2 separate regions of the Mus musculus genome follow, and region 1 is linked to region 2. A link is a loop called in an ENCODE intact Hi-C map of the cell type or tissue named here. Cell type or tissue: heart. All regions are shown on one strand.

Region 1 (8,000 bases), 110 kb after region 2:
AATAACTGTGTAAGAGGTTATCAATTTTTTAATGTGGTTTACATAACAAGGAAGAAATCTATGATGCACAAGCTTATGCATGTAATTTTAGACACGGAGAGAAGGAAGCAGTGTGGCAATTAGCTGTGCACGCACACTCGTATGCTTAAACGGTAGCTGTGCACGCACACATTTATTTTCCCAGTCTGGGTGTGGAAGTCCAAGGTCAGTGGTGGGGCACAGTTGACCTTGAGGGGTAGCCCTCTCCCCAGTTTGCAGGTGAAGTCTTCTTTCTGTTCCATTGTACAGTTCTCCCTCAGCACATGCACTGTGGAGGAAGGTGACTAGCTCCTGACCCACCATCCTGACAGATGAAAGACCCACCCTTGTGGTGACTTTTCACCTACCCCTAAAGACATCTCCACAGCCCCACCTACAAATACCTTCATGCTAGGCACCACGACATCCCATGTCTGGCTGTCGGGAGAGGATTGTTCAGGTCATGATGTAGTTCTCTGCCTCACAACCAGTGAGCCAGCAGAACTGAATCAGAACAAGTTATACTCAGTCTAGTCTGGACTTTGCCTGCAGGGGAAAGACTCCTTTAATTTCTGTGTAGAATTCATGGTGACACTTGTGTGGCTTTGCAATAAGCGATGTGACTAGATTTGGGTTTCACTGTCAAAGACAGCCACCAGTTTTGACATGTAATAAAAAATACTTGTGAAAAATGGCAAACTTTTACAAATAGATGCTTGGCTTGGTTTGAAGCAGCCCATTTTCTAGGACTGGTTTCCCTGTGTCTCTCTGAACTGGGGCAGAACAAAGCACTTCTACAATGTGACAGTCTAGATAAAGACACTGGCTGTGTGTGTCGCTGCTGGATGTCTTCAGTCTCGTTTGGGTCTTCTCGGGGTCTGTTGGACATGACATTATTATTTCTTAATTTCGAGGGTATTTTAGGTCCTTCTGTTGTGCTTCTTGCAGATGAGCTCTCAATACCTGGAATATCATCCTGTGCAGCTACCTTGGGAACTCATCATGTTGGGTTAAAAAAGGGATTGATTATACTGCATTCTGCACATAGTATCCAGACTGAAGACATTCTCTTGTCTAATTCTGAGGCTTAAACCTTACAAGATTTTTGTCTGTGTAGGATTTAACTTGTAATTATGGTGGCATTTGAATATATGAATGTGTGTGTGTGTGTGTGTGTGTGTGTGTGTGTGTGTGTGCTGTTGCATGCAGATGCAGATTTCTTAGGAAAGAAAGACCAGGGTTAGAGGCTGAGCAAGAAGGATTCCTGTTGTATCTCGGTTTCTATGACTAACTGTTTTATATTGTGCACAGAATATAAACAGGGCAAGACGTCCTCCAGGAAGTCTAGAGAGCACCCTTAAAATCACACACCTGCCATGTCAGCTAGAATGCACAGAGAACGTTCTGAGGCAGAACATGAGGAGGCTTGGTCAGAAGTGTTGGTGATGTCCACTTGGGGACAGAAGCCCACAGGGGACAAAAGGGTCTGTGCTACTGATCTCTGTTCCTTCTAGACCACAGCGTGAGGCAGTGAACACCACACGTTCAGGAACCATTCAGTGAGCAAGTGACCCCATGATTAATGAAGGGTGACCCACAAGAATCTATGAAAGTCCAGTCACAGAAAGCCTGAGCGAGTGAGCTCTTGAAGTACTTCATGCAGTAAGATCAGACTGCGAAGCGAAACCCACGTAGGACTGTGGATATGAGACAGGTGTACCGGTCAGCCATGGAGACTGTCCACAGCTTCTCCACGTAGGACTGTGGATATGAGACAGGTGTACCGGTCAGCCATGGAGACTGTCCACAGCTTCTCCACGTAGGACTGTGGATATGAGACAGGTGTACCGGTCAGCCATGGAGACTGTCCACAGCTTCTCCACATAGGACTGTGGATATGAGACAGGTGTACCGGTCAGCCATGGAGACTGTCCACACCTTCCCCTGTTCCCACAGCTCTTCCACCAGGGTCTTTGAACCATCTCTGTCTGCTTTCCTGCTTTCCCTGGAGATATTGGATATGACTAATTATTTTAATTCCCGCATGGATTCTACCACTGAGAAACCTGAGCTTGTATAATGACACATTGGCAAACGATTTGATGCTCCCACCGAACAGTTTGACTCTGAGGTAGCTTAGCTTGGAGCCAGTAACTAGGAAGAATTTCTGACTGTGCAGGGGACTTCAGGAACCATATTGTCACAGAACCTCCTCGCTGCCCTGCAGTGAAGGTGGGGTGTGTACAGATGTCCCTGTTGTCATTTAAGCGGGGGAGGTTTAGTCTCTTGTTATAGATTTTGTATGACAAGTCCTCTCACTTCACTTTGGGGAGCACTGAGATGTACATCCAGGTATGCTGCAGAGTTGGCACAGGACATTGATATATAATTGGTTGCACATATTAAAGTAAATGTTAGGAGCAGCAGGAGACTTTTTTCATTGAGAGAGTTGAGGCTGGAGAGTCAGTACACTACTGAGGTACAGAGGATTTTTTTTTAAGATTTATTTATTATTATATCTAAGTACACTGTAGCTGTCTTTAGATGCACCAGATGAGGGCATCCGATCTCATTACGGATGATTGTGAGCCACCATGTGGTTGCTGGGATTTGAACTCAGGACCTTCGGAAGAGCAGCCAGTGATCTTAACCGCTGAGCCATCTCTCCAGCCCCCGGATTTTTTTTTTAAAGACAGTATTCAGAGAAGCCCCAGCCTCCCGCTGCTGTAGGTAGCCAGGTAGCGGTGGCAGAGTAACTGAGAGCTTCCTGAGTTAAATCAGAGAAAAGCACTCTGGAACCTGTCCACATGAGACTGTGTTCTCCTATTTTGTGGCAAAGGAGAAGTCCAAACCAAGGATGCTCAAAAGATGCAGAAGCCCCTGACTCTACAAAGTGTCTGGGGTCTAAGAAGGCCACACAACAGTTTTGTACTTTAAGGTTTAGGCTTTAAACAAAGGTTTAACAACCTGTCACCGACTGAATGAAGAGCAAATTTACCTGGCCATTTTTGTCTTAATCATTCCTGTATAACAAGTGCCGTGCATATGTGTCATCATACCAGATGGTTATCTGTAGTCTCACTCAAAGAAGGCATCAAATATTGGTCCCGCTCCACTCCAGCCTCCTTACTCGCAGCTCAAATATGTCTACTCCCTGGGGTGTTCACAACTCAGGAACTGTACAATCTGCTAGTAGAACCATCCTGCAGCTTCTAATCATTTACAGGCCATCTCCTGCATCTTACTTTGTGCTTGCGCCATCTACTGTTCAAACGTTCTCAATGCTTCCAGCTCCACCTATTTACTTGCGTCCTTCATAACTGCATGTTTCTTAACAGCGGAAAACTATCCAATTGTGTAAATATAGCTCATCTTCCTCATCTATTCCTAAGCTGAACATCTAGGCTGTTTCCATTCCCTGGGTATTGTGAGTAGAACAGCAAGAACTTGGCTGAGCAACTCTCTCTGTAGTGTGATATAGAGTCCTCTGGGTATATCCCCTAGTGCGGTATCGCTGGATCACATGGTAAACCTCTTTCTAGTTCTGTTAAGATCCTCCACACTGATTTCTGTAGTGTCTGTACCAGTTTGCACTCCCGCTAGCAGTGAGTAAGTGGGTCCTCTCCCAGCATCCTTACCTACCTGTGTTTGTCATCAATTTTTATTATCATGGCCACTCTGGTTGCAGTATCTGCTGTGTATCTGCATATGACGAGAAGGCTAGAATAAAGCCTCTTTCTTAAGCCCCAAAGTCTTTGATATAAAACACAATAGGAGTAGACAGGCAGTAAGGATTCACAATCTGATGTATTCTTACTGTTTTCCATAACTGGTGCATTTTTTTTTTCTTGTCAGCGACACAAGTTAGAAAAATGCCTGACCTTTTAAATGTTTTCAAGCCAAACTGAAGGCTTGGCGTCCTTCCGTGTCCCTCTCCTGAGTCCTGTGGTAGCATCTACTGGGCATCTTAGAAGTGTGTGCTTCCTGAAAACTCGATCAGCTGACTCAATTGCCAGCTTTGTCGCAATTCTCTTAGGTAGACATATGGTGAAAAGATAAATAGCATCATGAAAACTCATGCCCAAAGAATGTCTCCGAACTTCTGTCCCTGCAGCAACACCGACGTCCACACTGTGGCATCCCTGCTGAAATTGTATCTCCGAGAACTTCCAGAGCCCGTCGTTCCTTATGCAAAGTATGAAGACTTTTTGTCCTGCGCCACGCTGCTCAGTAAGGAGGAAGAAGCAGTAAGTCGATACCGCGCCTGCGGAAACACGTGACTGGGGCTGTGGGTGTGGCTTATTGTCTGCAGTTTGAAAGCTTCCCTTCCCCATCCTCAAATTGTTTTAACTTGTGCTATGTGTTGACATCGCATCGGATCTTCATGTACAGCCACACTCCTGAATTTGACTCTTTCCAATTAAAGATGAAGATAGAGTTGAACGAATACACTCTCCATTCCCCAATGGCTGATGGCACTGTTGTCTCAGGCCTTCTAATCCAGGAAGGGCTGATGCCTGTTTCCTAGGTACCCCATCTTCCCATAAATGACACAAAAGATGGCCTGTGTACCAACTGGTACCTCTGCTTGTTTTGCTAAAACACTTTTTTTTTTTTTGAGAAATTGAGATATAACTGTTAAAAGTACATATTGCAGTATCTTTGAGTATATTCTCTGAGTTGTGCAAGCAATGACCAAAATCTAAGATTAGAGTACTTACATCTTTATTATCCTGTAACAAACCTCATCCTTATTATCTTCCATTTCTCCTCCTGGCACTTAAAACTTCTGATCTATTTTCTTACCTCATAGACTTACCCATTCTAGACACTTCCATTTCAGTGTTCAGTGTAGTCTTTGTTTTGTGATTCCATCTTCTATCTGCTCCTTAGTTCATTTATGCACAGCATATATCAGTATTTTGTTTCCTATAATTCCAAATTATATTCCATCTTCATCCATCCACCAGGCAAGGGAGAATCATTTACTTCCGTTATCTGGCTGTCGAATGATGCTCCTATGAATATCCATGTACCCACCGAGTTTGCCTAGACATATTTTACAGGGATCTTGTTTACTTATCTGGTAGGTAGAATGGCTGGGCTACTAACCTCTGTATTAGGAGCCCACGTGATGTTCAAATCTTACCAGCAGATAGTGCTGTTCCCAGCTTCACATACCACATTCATGTACCACAGGCTCTCCCACAGGAGAGGCCACCTGACTATCTTCTTATCTGCTGCTTCATGATTTTTGTGTTTTCTCTGGAGAACTATCTAGTCACATCACACTACATTTTACTTGCATTCCAGACATCCTAATCCCTAAAGGCCTTGGTTCCAGGGGTCCCTGAGGAGAGCTAAGCCTGTGGGTTTTGTATCTTTTACATAAAATTTTGTGTTACTTGCATAACCCATGTATAATGTATATTTTAGGTCAGCTCTAGAGAAACTAGTACAACACAGGGGCTTACAAATAGTAATTTGAGGGCTGTTAGGAAATGTTCAATACAGAAGTAGCTAGCTTTTTGTAGTAGTTTTAATCTATAGCTGGTTGAATCTTCAGGTCTGGAAGGCAACTATAATTGTCTTATTATTATTAGTGAGTTGTAAGTACAGTTTAGGCACAAATCATTTGCAAATGGTTTCTTCCATTCCATATGTTACCTCTTCACTTTCCAGATGCCTATTTTATCAAAAAAGAAAAAAATTGCTTCCGCAATTGTTGTAGCGTTTCAGTGGAATCTCACTGACCCGTTTTCCTTCCTCTGCCATTGCAGAAGCGTCTGTTTCCGGAAGAGCATACAGATTTGCTCTACATTTAGTCCCAAGGCTTTGCTTCAGTGCTCAGGTTGAGATCTGCAAGCTGTTAGGAGTCCGTTCTTGCCTATGACACGAGGAAGGGCCACCTCATCCTTCTGCACACAGACATCCAATCATCTCCGCCATGTTTGTTGGAAAGTGTGTGCTTTCAAAGTGTAACCTCCTTTGTACTACAAGAGAATACTTGTGTAGCTGTGACATAGACCATCTCTCTAGTGAAACCTAAAATATACCTTACCATGTAAAGGAAGGATAAGTCAGACCCCTTTATCAACTGACTTTTCCATGTCCTTTATATGTTAGAGTACACTTTACAATCATCAAAACCAAAGAAATTATTCTTTGTGAAATTTCTCGAATCAGCCCTCCCAATTTTTCTCTTCCTGAATGATCTAATGTAGACAAGTCAGTGCAGAGGTATTTGCCAGCAGGCATATATCTCTCTAGATCTGAGCATGTTCAATTGTGAAGGATGGTCACTACATCAATGCTGGTTTTTTTTTGGGGGGGGTGTTGGTTTTTTGTTTTTGTTTGTTTGTTTTTTTGAAGATAACTTAATTGCAAATGAAGCTATTGTCTGTTTTCAAGTCAACCGAAAACCAAGTTTTTAAAGTTCAAATAGCTTCACTTTAAAAACTGCTTCCAAAATAGTAGCTTCAGATTGCACAAGAGCTCTGAGGACTGTGTCTCTAGGCAGCCGGTTTATTGTACAGTGACCACATGGCATCTCTGAATGATATGGTCTATTGGGCCACTGTCTTTCACTGAAATGTCATCATGGGATATGTGACTGGACTTATAGAACTACTTAAAGTATCGGTGCATCTTTGGAAATGTGTCCAAACTGCTGGTTGTGATAGTAGAACATTTGCAGGGCAGGATCGTTCACTGATTCAATATATTAAGTAATATACTGTACAGTATATTAAAATAACTGCAGCAGCAGCAGAGCCCATGTGGCTATTTCTGACTCACTCTAATTCCAAGACTAACACACGAAACATAACATGTGTTTGTCTCTTCTTGTTTGTGCTCAGGGTGTTAAGGAGCTAATGAAACAAGTGAAGAGTTTGCCTGTGGTTAACTACAACCTTCTGAAGTACATTTGCAGGTAAGAATTTTCCTAAACTCAATGCCAAGACAGACAGCATTATATTCAGCTTGATGATAATTTACAGGTGGCAATGAACAACACAACCTAAGCTACGTTGGTCTCACAGAAAATTAGCAAGTTTGACAAGGTTATCTCAGAGTTCCTAAGCACTAAGAATGCCTGATTTTGTGACTTTAAAATGCCCCTTGTTTCCACACATTAAAAATATATTGCTCTAAGCAGTCAAACTTTTATCAAAGTTGTTCAGGGAACATTCCTAAAAGAGCCACATGTGGGCTGAGGAATCCAGCTTGGGAATGTGGATTCTGTCATGGACTATTTTCTTCTACACCTTCGTGCAATTTCTCTACCTTTTTGGGAGTAAAAAGCACTGGAAACCAGCTACTCCTCACAGCCACTCTGAGGTTTAGAATCCTGGGCACTGTGGCATTCACAGAAGACTTAAGTAAGTAGGACTTTCCAAACCTCCATCACACCCCTTTGTAGAGATTGCTGTGTTCAGAAATAGGTAAGACCGTCAACTTCACACCTCCAAATGCAGAGGATGTTTTAACCAACATGTGTAAAAGCAAGGAAGACTTTCATCCAAGAATTTCAAATACATTCCAGGTATTGTGTTAGGCAAAAGAAGGTCTACGTCCTCCTCAAGGAAAAGGGGAAAATAGAGGCTTGTGTGAGTCTACCACAAGCCTCTACAGAATAAAAATTCTTCTCCTCAAACACTTAGTGGATTTTTTTTAAGCTTTGTTTTTCTAAATTATTTTGTGTACACGTGAATGCCCTCTATGTATATGTGTGCCAGATAATAGCAGAAACCAGAAGACAGTGGATAGCCTGGGGCTGGAAAAATTGTGAGTCACCCAATGTGGATGCTCAAAACAGAGCAGTTTTCCTACTAAAATTGCCCCAAGAATGAGTTATTTTATGCTATTTATTCTTTAATACATAATAAAGTGAGATATATGTGCTTGCAGTTTTTCCCCAATAGAATTGACGTGTTAGTTCCCATAACATTTGAACTTAGACTTTAATAGACTATAATAGG
Region 2 (8,000 bases):
AACAGGCTGGTGTTTGCTCATGATGTGTAATGGTTACATCAAAAACAATCTGTAAAGCACAAACAACAGATCAATCAGAAGTAGACTCAGCCATGCCACCTCCCCACAGGCCTGCACGCCTCAAGCAAATCTGTGTTGCCATTTTGCAGGTCTTTCTGGAATGTTCTAGAACAGCAGTACCTTTTAGATAATAGTAGACTTGTTGGGGCTCCCGATAACTATTCCCCTTCTAGTGAAGGACAGTTACTTTAATACAGTGACTATGTTTTACAGTTGTGCCGTATCCATCCTCTCTAGATTGGAGTTTGCAGACACACACGTACAGATACACTCTCAGTTTCCAGTGCCATTTTGTATGCACAAAAAAATAAATAATAAATCACTGAACTTCAAGCAGTTCTGTATCTTTCTTAGAATCCTGCAATGTGCAGAATTTTGTTAATAATATTCATGGATAATCTGATGCAGGTGTTACACGTCACGGCAGTTATGTGCTCAAGACCAACCTCGTCCAACTCCACAGAGTATAAACATGACACAGTTGCTTTGCCGAAAGACATTTAAAAATCTGCACTGCATGTGCATACATGTGTGGGTGCATGGGTGCGTGCCTGCGCACACACGTGCTTGTGTGTGTGTGTGTGTGTGTGTGTGTGTGTGAGAGAGAGAGAGAGAGAGAGAGATATTTGTATGTTTTACTATATTGAAGTCATTGCAGAACATTTACAAAGGCAAATAAACAAATGGCAAAAAAAATTTCCGTAGTCTCATTTCTTAGAGATAAATGCTTTCAACAAATGTTAAACATTTTAGATTTTTCTATATTGTTAGATATTGATTACAAAATTCCAATCATAATGTAGTCACTGTTTTAATACGATATGTAGAGATACACTATTACATCATGAAATATGCAACACACATGATAGTACACATACTATACATACAGTACAATTTACAATGTAAAGACAAGAATCAGCCTCGATTACACCTGCATATTGAGAACTGGACACTGTGCTCTAGGAGAGGGACCCTCAAGGTTCCACTTGCTAAAGAGCAGGAGTTGTGTCCCTGTGCACATGAGCTTCCTTGTAGAGCCCTGGATACAGCACAGTCGGAAGAGCAGCCGGCCTGCGATCACCCAGGGCAAGTCTCCTGGGTTCTGAGAGAATGGCCTGTTGTGGCATAGCCTGTGTGTGTAAGTGGAAGTAATGGGGGGATTACACTGTAATGCTTTGTTTTTATGAGATTTCAGATATGTCCCGCCATCCTGATCAGTAGGATGCCTGTGAGTTCAGGATGCCTGTGAGTTCAGGATGCCTGTGAGTTCAGGATGCCTGTGAGTTCAGGATGCCTGTGAGTGAGTTCAGGATGCCTGTGAGTTCAGGATGCCTGTGAGTTGCCAGGAGTTAAGTTCCTTCCCTTGACACTTCTCACTACTTTTTCTACCATTTTTTTTCATATCTTTCAATGTTTCTGTTTTTCTAAAATGTATGCCATCCCAAATTCTCTGCCCTCTTGTTCCAGGTTACATCAAAAAGATCTGTAAAGCAGGAACAAAACTACAAACAAGTCAAAAGTGGCTTCTGGGAAAGCCACAGTAACAACAGAGTAGCATTGATTCTTTACTCTTCCGACAGAAAAAGATACTGAGATAGACATTATCCACCTAGAAAAAAGTTACCACTAAGGAGAAACAGGAAATGATGTCTACAAACATAAAAATATTTTAAAGTCTTAAACATTTTAAAAACACTTGATAGGTAGTCCCTGTCTTAGGACATTTTGACTTCTAGACTTTTCTTTTAAATTATATCATGTTACAGCAGAGCTATGTGTTCCCCAGAAGCCATACTTTGAAGTATGGCTTGCACTTTCTTTCCAAGACCAGATCTACAGAGTACAATCTTCTCTAACAATGTTTGGCAGCCATAGAGTCACATCTCACGGTCAGTCACAGACCACAGAGGATGAAGAGCAGATGTCCTACAGGATGCTGAGCTGGGATGCTCAGCAGGTTGAATGTGTCAGGGATTTTCAGTTTATGATTTTCCCAAACTGCAGTGTTTGCTGAGCCATGGGCCAACTTTATCCAAGTGGGAAGCCATGGAGGACTTCAGGCTGGAGCCCCTGGAAGGCTCATGTGAAGCTGCAACATTCCCACAAAGAGAAAGTGAGGCAGGGGCCACAGGAGAACAAGGCAATGTTAGCTGTGCATCTCCCTCCCTGCCCGGCCTCCCACTGCCTTCTCCTTTAGGCTTTTGATGTTTCCTTCGTGCTGCTTTTCAACCTGTGATTCCAAAATCAGCATCTCTCATACAAGAGAGAATAGTAACGGTTCTAAGAGTAAGACACAGAGGATGTGATCGTGGACTTTGAGGTTGCTTTATTGCTAGTGTTGTTGGTTTGGGCTATGATAATTCATTTAGGCAGTTACTAGTCTGTAAAACAAAGTATCAAACAGAGCAGTATAATTGTTTAAACAAAGTGTCCTACCATTCATTTTAAATTTTCTAAAGCAAACAATTAAAACTTGTGTCAGTGGATTTTATTTAAATGATTATTTAACTAGATTAAAAAAAAACCTGTCTGTAGGTTTTTTATCCTTCTTTATTTGGAAGGAAATGATTTTAGAGAGAAGTAGAGAAAATAGGGGTTTTTTCCTCCCATTTGATGTATGTTGTATATGTCAAGATAGGCTTCACAGCACATTAACATAGAAATCCAGCCCTTAAGTGAAATCTGCTATCTCCACAGTAAGATCTAAAGTGAATATTTTAGGTTCGGTAGCAATGCCAGAAAGCCCAGAGAGGGAGAGTTCTTTACTGATATTACTAACTGGGTAGTTAAGATGTCACAGGTAATTTTGTTGTTGTCTTGTTTGCTTGGTTGTTTGTTTGGTTTTATTTTTTGAGACAGGTTCTTCTTTAGCCAGGCTGGTTTTGAACTCAGAATGTAGCCAAGAAAGCCCTTAAATGCCTGGTCCTGTTGCCTCTGCCTTCCAAAGCTGGCATCACAGGCCAGCACCTGGCACAGGGCATTGGGTTGTTCCATAATGCAGAACTTAAGTTGAAAAAAACTTAAATGAAAAACTGTATGCTTGCTCTTTTCCTCTACAAGTGATCTATTTGACATTTATTTGCATTATTGTATCATTTCGTTCTTAGCCAATGACCAAGGAGGATGAGGGTGGTTGCTGTCTGTAGTGTCTGAAACAACATAATGATTGCATTTGCAAGATATTCCAGTGTAAGGCCTTCTCGGTTAACGTGGGGGCGGCTGAGAGGCCTGATTTCATGAAAGCTGTTGGGCTCTATTATTTACAGATGGGTTTTTTGTTTGGTTGTTTGTTTTAAATCAGAGACATTGTATCACCAGGCAACCTCAGAGAAGATTGTAACATGTGTGAAATCGGATGAAAGGTGGAAACAACCTGCAGCCTGGGGGCCGGTCGGGAGCAGGGGCTGCTTGGTGGGAGATACTACAGAGCATGCGTTAGCTGGCCCTGGCCCTGAGCCAGTCACGTGAACAACCCACGAAGGGCTGCACTTCAGACCTCTGCTCCAGCTTCTCAGTGAACGTCAGTGGGAACAAACTTGGCATTTCATTAACATACTCGGACCCAAGAGAGCTGAAAATTTGATTCTTCTATTCACCTTAACACTACAGTTGGCATAAATGAATAGTCACCTTACATGTATGTCAAGTATGTCAAGATGAGATGGGCTTGTTTCATTTTAAGGGGTTCTTGGAGGTCTTATAATTTAAAGACATTCAAGCAAAGAAAATGCATTTGTTGTGTTTTGAAGGGAGAGTTCCATTGTATTATAGAGAACATGACTTAACTTGTTTCGTTAATTTGATGATAGACAGGACCCTACTAAAACTACAGAAAGAATACATAATATCAAACTACAGAAAGAATATTGACACACAATATCAAAACTTACCCATGGGATAAAGAATAAGGAGATGGCTCACCCGTTTAGAGAAAGTTCTGCTTTTGTAGAAAGTTTGTTTCCCAGCAGTCTTGCCTGGCCAGTCAGTCACCTGCAACCTCAGCTGCAAGAGATCTGGTGCCCTCTTATGGCTTCTGTGGGAACTGCACTCAGTATTCATGGGCCTACCTATAGACATGCACACCTACACATAAATAATTGCAAATAAAATAAACCTAAAAATCAGATCACATTTTCTGCATCTTGCAACTAGTTCATTGCTGGAAAATACCAAAGCGTATTTTCCTTAAGATTGTTGCACACCATGTAAGTTTGACTTGCCTTGTAAAAACAATGAAGACCATTTCTTGTTAAGTTGCACTTCTGCCTTCTTACCACATAAAAACCAGACTTTATTCTCTGTCTGAGGAAGTTATAAGTTAACTGATTTGTCCAGGCTATGGGAACTCAGGGTCATGAAGGACTTGGCTGTAATTTAAACTCCACTAATCACTAGTTAACCGTGAGCAGGCTAATAATTCTCATCGCTGAAAGGGATAATAGCAGCTACCTCCTAGGGTTATTATGAGAATTAATGGAGGTAGCATTCCTTCCTTAAGCCTCCGAGCCCCATGTGTTTCTTGGACACAGACGGGGTTCTATTATTGTTTCTTTTCTTGCTTCTTACCTGCCTCCCTCCTCTGTGTCTCCCACAACCTAACTTCTAAATAATGCACAAGTCATTGTGAGAACATTAGCATTAATGCTCAGATGGGTGTGCTACTGACTTAACTCAACAGTGAACCTGGCATTCCATCTCCAACCTTTCCCCTTCATTAACCATCTTCTCCAGCCCCCACCAACAGGAGTCCACCAGGATACCGGGTTAACCCTGAAACCTGTCTTGCACATGGGCAAAACAGAGTTTCAACCGGTCTGGTTCGTCCTCCCTCAGAGCCTAGATGGAGGTCATGTTGCTCAAAATTAACTCACTCTGGCCATGCAGTGACTGCCACCAAGACTGGCCACAAAGGGGACAGCAGTTCAATAAGACCTTTAACTCTATTTATAGCCCACTCGAAGCAATCATTCTCCATAGAGTGCATGGAGTCCTAGAAAATGGCCATCAGTTCACAGGCCACAACACTCAGCAGGGCAATCGGAGGGAGGAAAAAATGAAGTTAAGTGCCCTTTCCCCAGGACTCCACAGTATACAAAGCATTTTGACCCACTCATTGTTCCCACTCATCCTCACCAGCCCAGGAAGTAGACAAAGCTCACAGCCAATGCCTGCTTTGGTCATCAGGATTCTGATGCCTCAGAGAGTCATACACAGCAGGTAAACAGAATTCAGAGAATAGGGGAAGCATCTAAGGAGTGGGGCTCGCCTCTAATTCATTCGATGCACCTCAGTAACTAATTGTTTGCCTGTGGGAAAATAAACCTTGTAAGTAAGTTTCAGAAGACATTTAAAAGGCCTAATTTCGCTCCTACCTCGCTGTAAAGAACATGAATATATGAGAGCTAAAAACTGAAACCACCGATTGGGAATCGTCTATGACATTTGCATCACTCTGTAGCATACAGGCACACGTTACAGAAAAAATGCCTGGATGACGCCTGCCAGGGTTAAAACATGTGTGTAAGTCAAGACCACTCTTGAAAAGGCATGGTAGGAATTTTTATGAGAAATTTTAAATTGATTCTGTCAGCGTTGTAAAAGCCTACATCATTGCTATTTCTTTAGCATGGGGGATTGTTGCATAATTCCAGTGTGTGCCCCAAATAAAGATTTACTATGAGTTAGTATGGAACAAAAGAAATATTTTTTTCTCTCTTAAAAGTATTATTTGATTCTGGCCAGTGTTTTCATTGTATTGGATCTCTCTTAAACTTTGTTACCTACAAAATAGCATCAAAGCCCATATAGCTTGAAAAACAGAGGTGTCTAGTTAATTAGTGTAACTACACGGATGCCTGCCTGCCAGTGGTGTGTGTGTGTGAGAGAGAGAGAGAGAGAGAGAGAGAGAGAGAGAGAGAGAGAGAGGGGCAGAGAGACAGAGACAGATAGAGACACACATAGCCAGAGCAAGACAGAGAGAGGGAGGGAGAGCTCCTTGCTTGAAGCATGCCCCTGAGTTGGCTGATTGGCCCGATGCCATTTCAGAATCTCAGCTTCACTGTTCTCTGACCTCCTATTGTCCCAGCTCTGATTTATGGGACTTAGACTCCCTTCAAAGGCAAGGTGTCTGGAGTTTAGGGTCTTTACTTCTCAGCCCCTCCTCCCCCTGCCCCCGCCCATTCTGCTTGTGTTCACCTTGCAGTAACCTTGCAGAACTCAGCATTTTTTTACCTGGCTCAATAGCCGGGGACTCCACAGAAGCAGAGAGAGAGAGAGAGAGAGAGAGAGAGAGAGAGAGAGAGAGAGAGAGAGACGTGGTTTCCATTCCTGGGTGATGGAGTCATGGGAGAAACTGCATTGAGCAAACGAAGTGGGACCTGAGCCGGCTCCAGTGTTCACTAAGCCGCTCAGGGCAGAGCAGCTGCTGTCTCTCCCAGCCTGCATCTGTCACTGACCACTGAAGTGTGTGTGCAAGGTGAGAGCGGGGGTTTTTCTTTAATTTGGAAGCAAATTGCCAGGTATTGCTGTTGATTGTGCTTCATAATTGGGGGGGTCCGTATATCACCACAAATTCAGGTCGTGGATTGCGCGTGGCTTTATTTACGCCCTTGTTTGCCATCAGAGGCCATTCTGCTCTCCACAGTATGTGTCCGGATCATGGCAACAGATTCGACAGGGAGCTAGCTGCTTTTCCTCCCCACAACGTGGTCATTCAGTGTTGTCCCCTTGAATCCTTCTGTTAATCACTGCTACCAAGTGTCATAGCTGTCCTTGTACAGGTTCAGTGCTAACTGAAAGGTATGTGAAACTGATTTAGTGAAAGTCTGAAATAATATTTTTTTAAGTTCATGATGTGATGTATTCTTTGTTTACACACATGCGGAGCACTGAAACTTTCTAAAGTGGAGTCTCCTAGACAGAAGTAGTGTGGGGTTTCTATGTATTTGCTTATCATCATAAAACTACTTGGTCATCTGTGTGTTGTAGGGTGTGAGGTGTGTGTGTGTGTGTGCTGGCGCGTGTGCTCCTGTGTGAATGTGCATGATAGCACATGCTTGTGTGATTTTAAATATCTCAGAACCAAAAGAAAACCCAATAGCTCTTGTCCTCTGATGTGCTTCTCATTAACTGAACAGCGTGTAAGCTGTTTTTATGAGGACATCGAAATTGTACAACTTCAAGTGTTGTGTCTGCTGGATAACGCAGATACTGTGTGAGCTTGTGAAAGTGTGTGGGGCACATAGCACACATCCCAAGTTCCAATGACAGGAACTAAACCATGTGCTTGGGTAAACAGATGGCTCTTAATCCTTAGCCACTTCAGCATGCTAGCTACTTAAACCAAAACTATAAAGTGTATGAAGGAGGTGTACCGTTTTGTAGCAACTAAATAAATATATAGCATATATTCAGTCATAAGTCACACTTCAGAAAAGGGAAAGTATAGCATTCAGGTTTTGTCTAAGTAGGATTAGAAGCAAATTAGGACGGCTGACTAGGAAAGGGCACTGTACCAACTGAGGAGCACTTAGAAAAGAACCACAAAGCACCCTACCCCCTCACATGTTGCACTTCGAATTGAAAGAACAGTGTCATTCCTAAGGGAATTTGGGGTGAGCAAAAAGGAAGCCAAGAACAAACATTTTTAATAAAATATGCTGTCACCCTGTGGAATGTGTTTGTCTGTGCTACTTAAGTAGGATTCTGGTGCAAAGAGTAAGACCATTAACATAAACACCTTTATGTTCTTCAGGATTAGTTTACATGGAGGTGGACTTCGAAAATGAATAAGGTGAAGATGTTTGATTAGAATTCAATTCGTATGAAAGTTACTTAAAACAATCAACAAGTAACATACAATATCAAAATGGTTGTTTCTCCTGTTGTTGGTTTAGCAGAAATGTTTGGAAGCCCCAAGCTAAAATGTTACCTGGTTCCAC

The links. A loop is a pair of places that touch in the nucleus more often than their neighbours do. Peaks named below come from ENCODE experiments on the same cell type or tissue, not always from the same donor. Only the 100,000 strongest peaks of a DNase experiment are listed, where the experiment ranks them.
Region 1: it touches region 2 in a loop (3-fold over the local background); 8 of 42 quality-filtered maps call a loop at or near these places.

Annotation. Positions count from the first base shown.
Region 1 is chr5:102,871,563-102,879,562 of GRCm38, forward strand. Arhgap24 (Rho GTPase activating protein 24) reads left to right here. Exons shown (of 10, transcript NM_029270.2): 6 at 4,133-4,265; 7 at 6,879-6,952. Among named protein-coding and RNA genes, the nearest start is that of Gm30396, 240 kb to the left of the region's middle. In heart, a CTCF peak has its summit at 3,291 (motif pointing left); no DNase peak of the experiment used is centred here.
Region 2 is chr5:102,762,427-102,770,426 of GRCm38, forward strand. All of the region lies in intron 3 of Arhgap24 (Rho GTPase activating protein 24), which reads left to right. Among named protein-coding and RNA genes, the nearest start is that of Gm30396, 140 kb to the left of the region's middle. In heart, a CTCF peak has its summit at 4,096 (motif pointing left); no DNase peak of the experiment used is centred here; H3K4me3 peaks cover 766 bases; H3K27ac peaks cover 1,426 bases.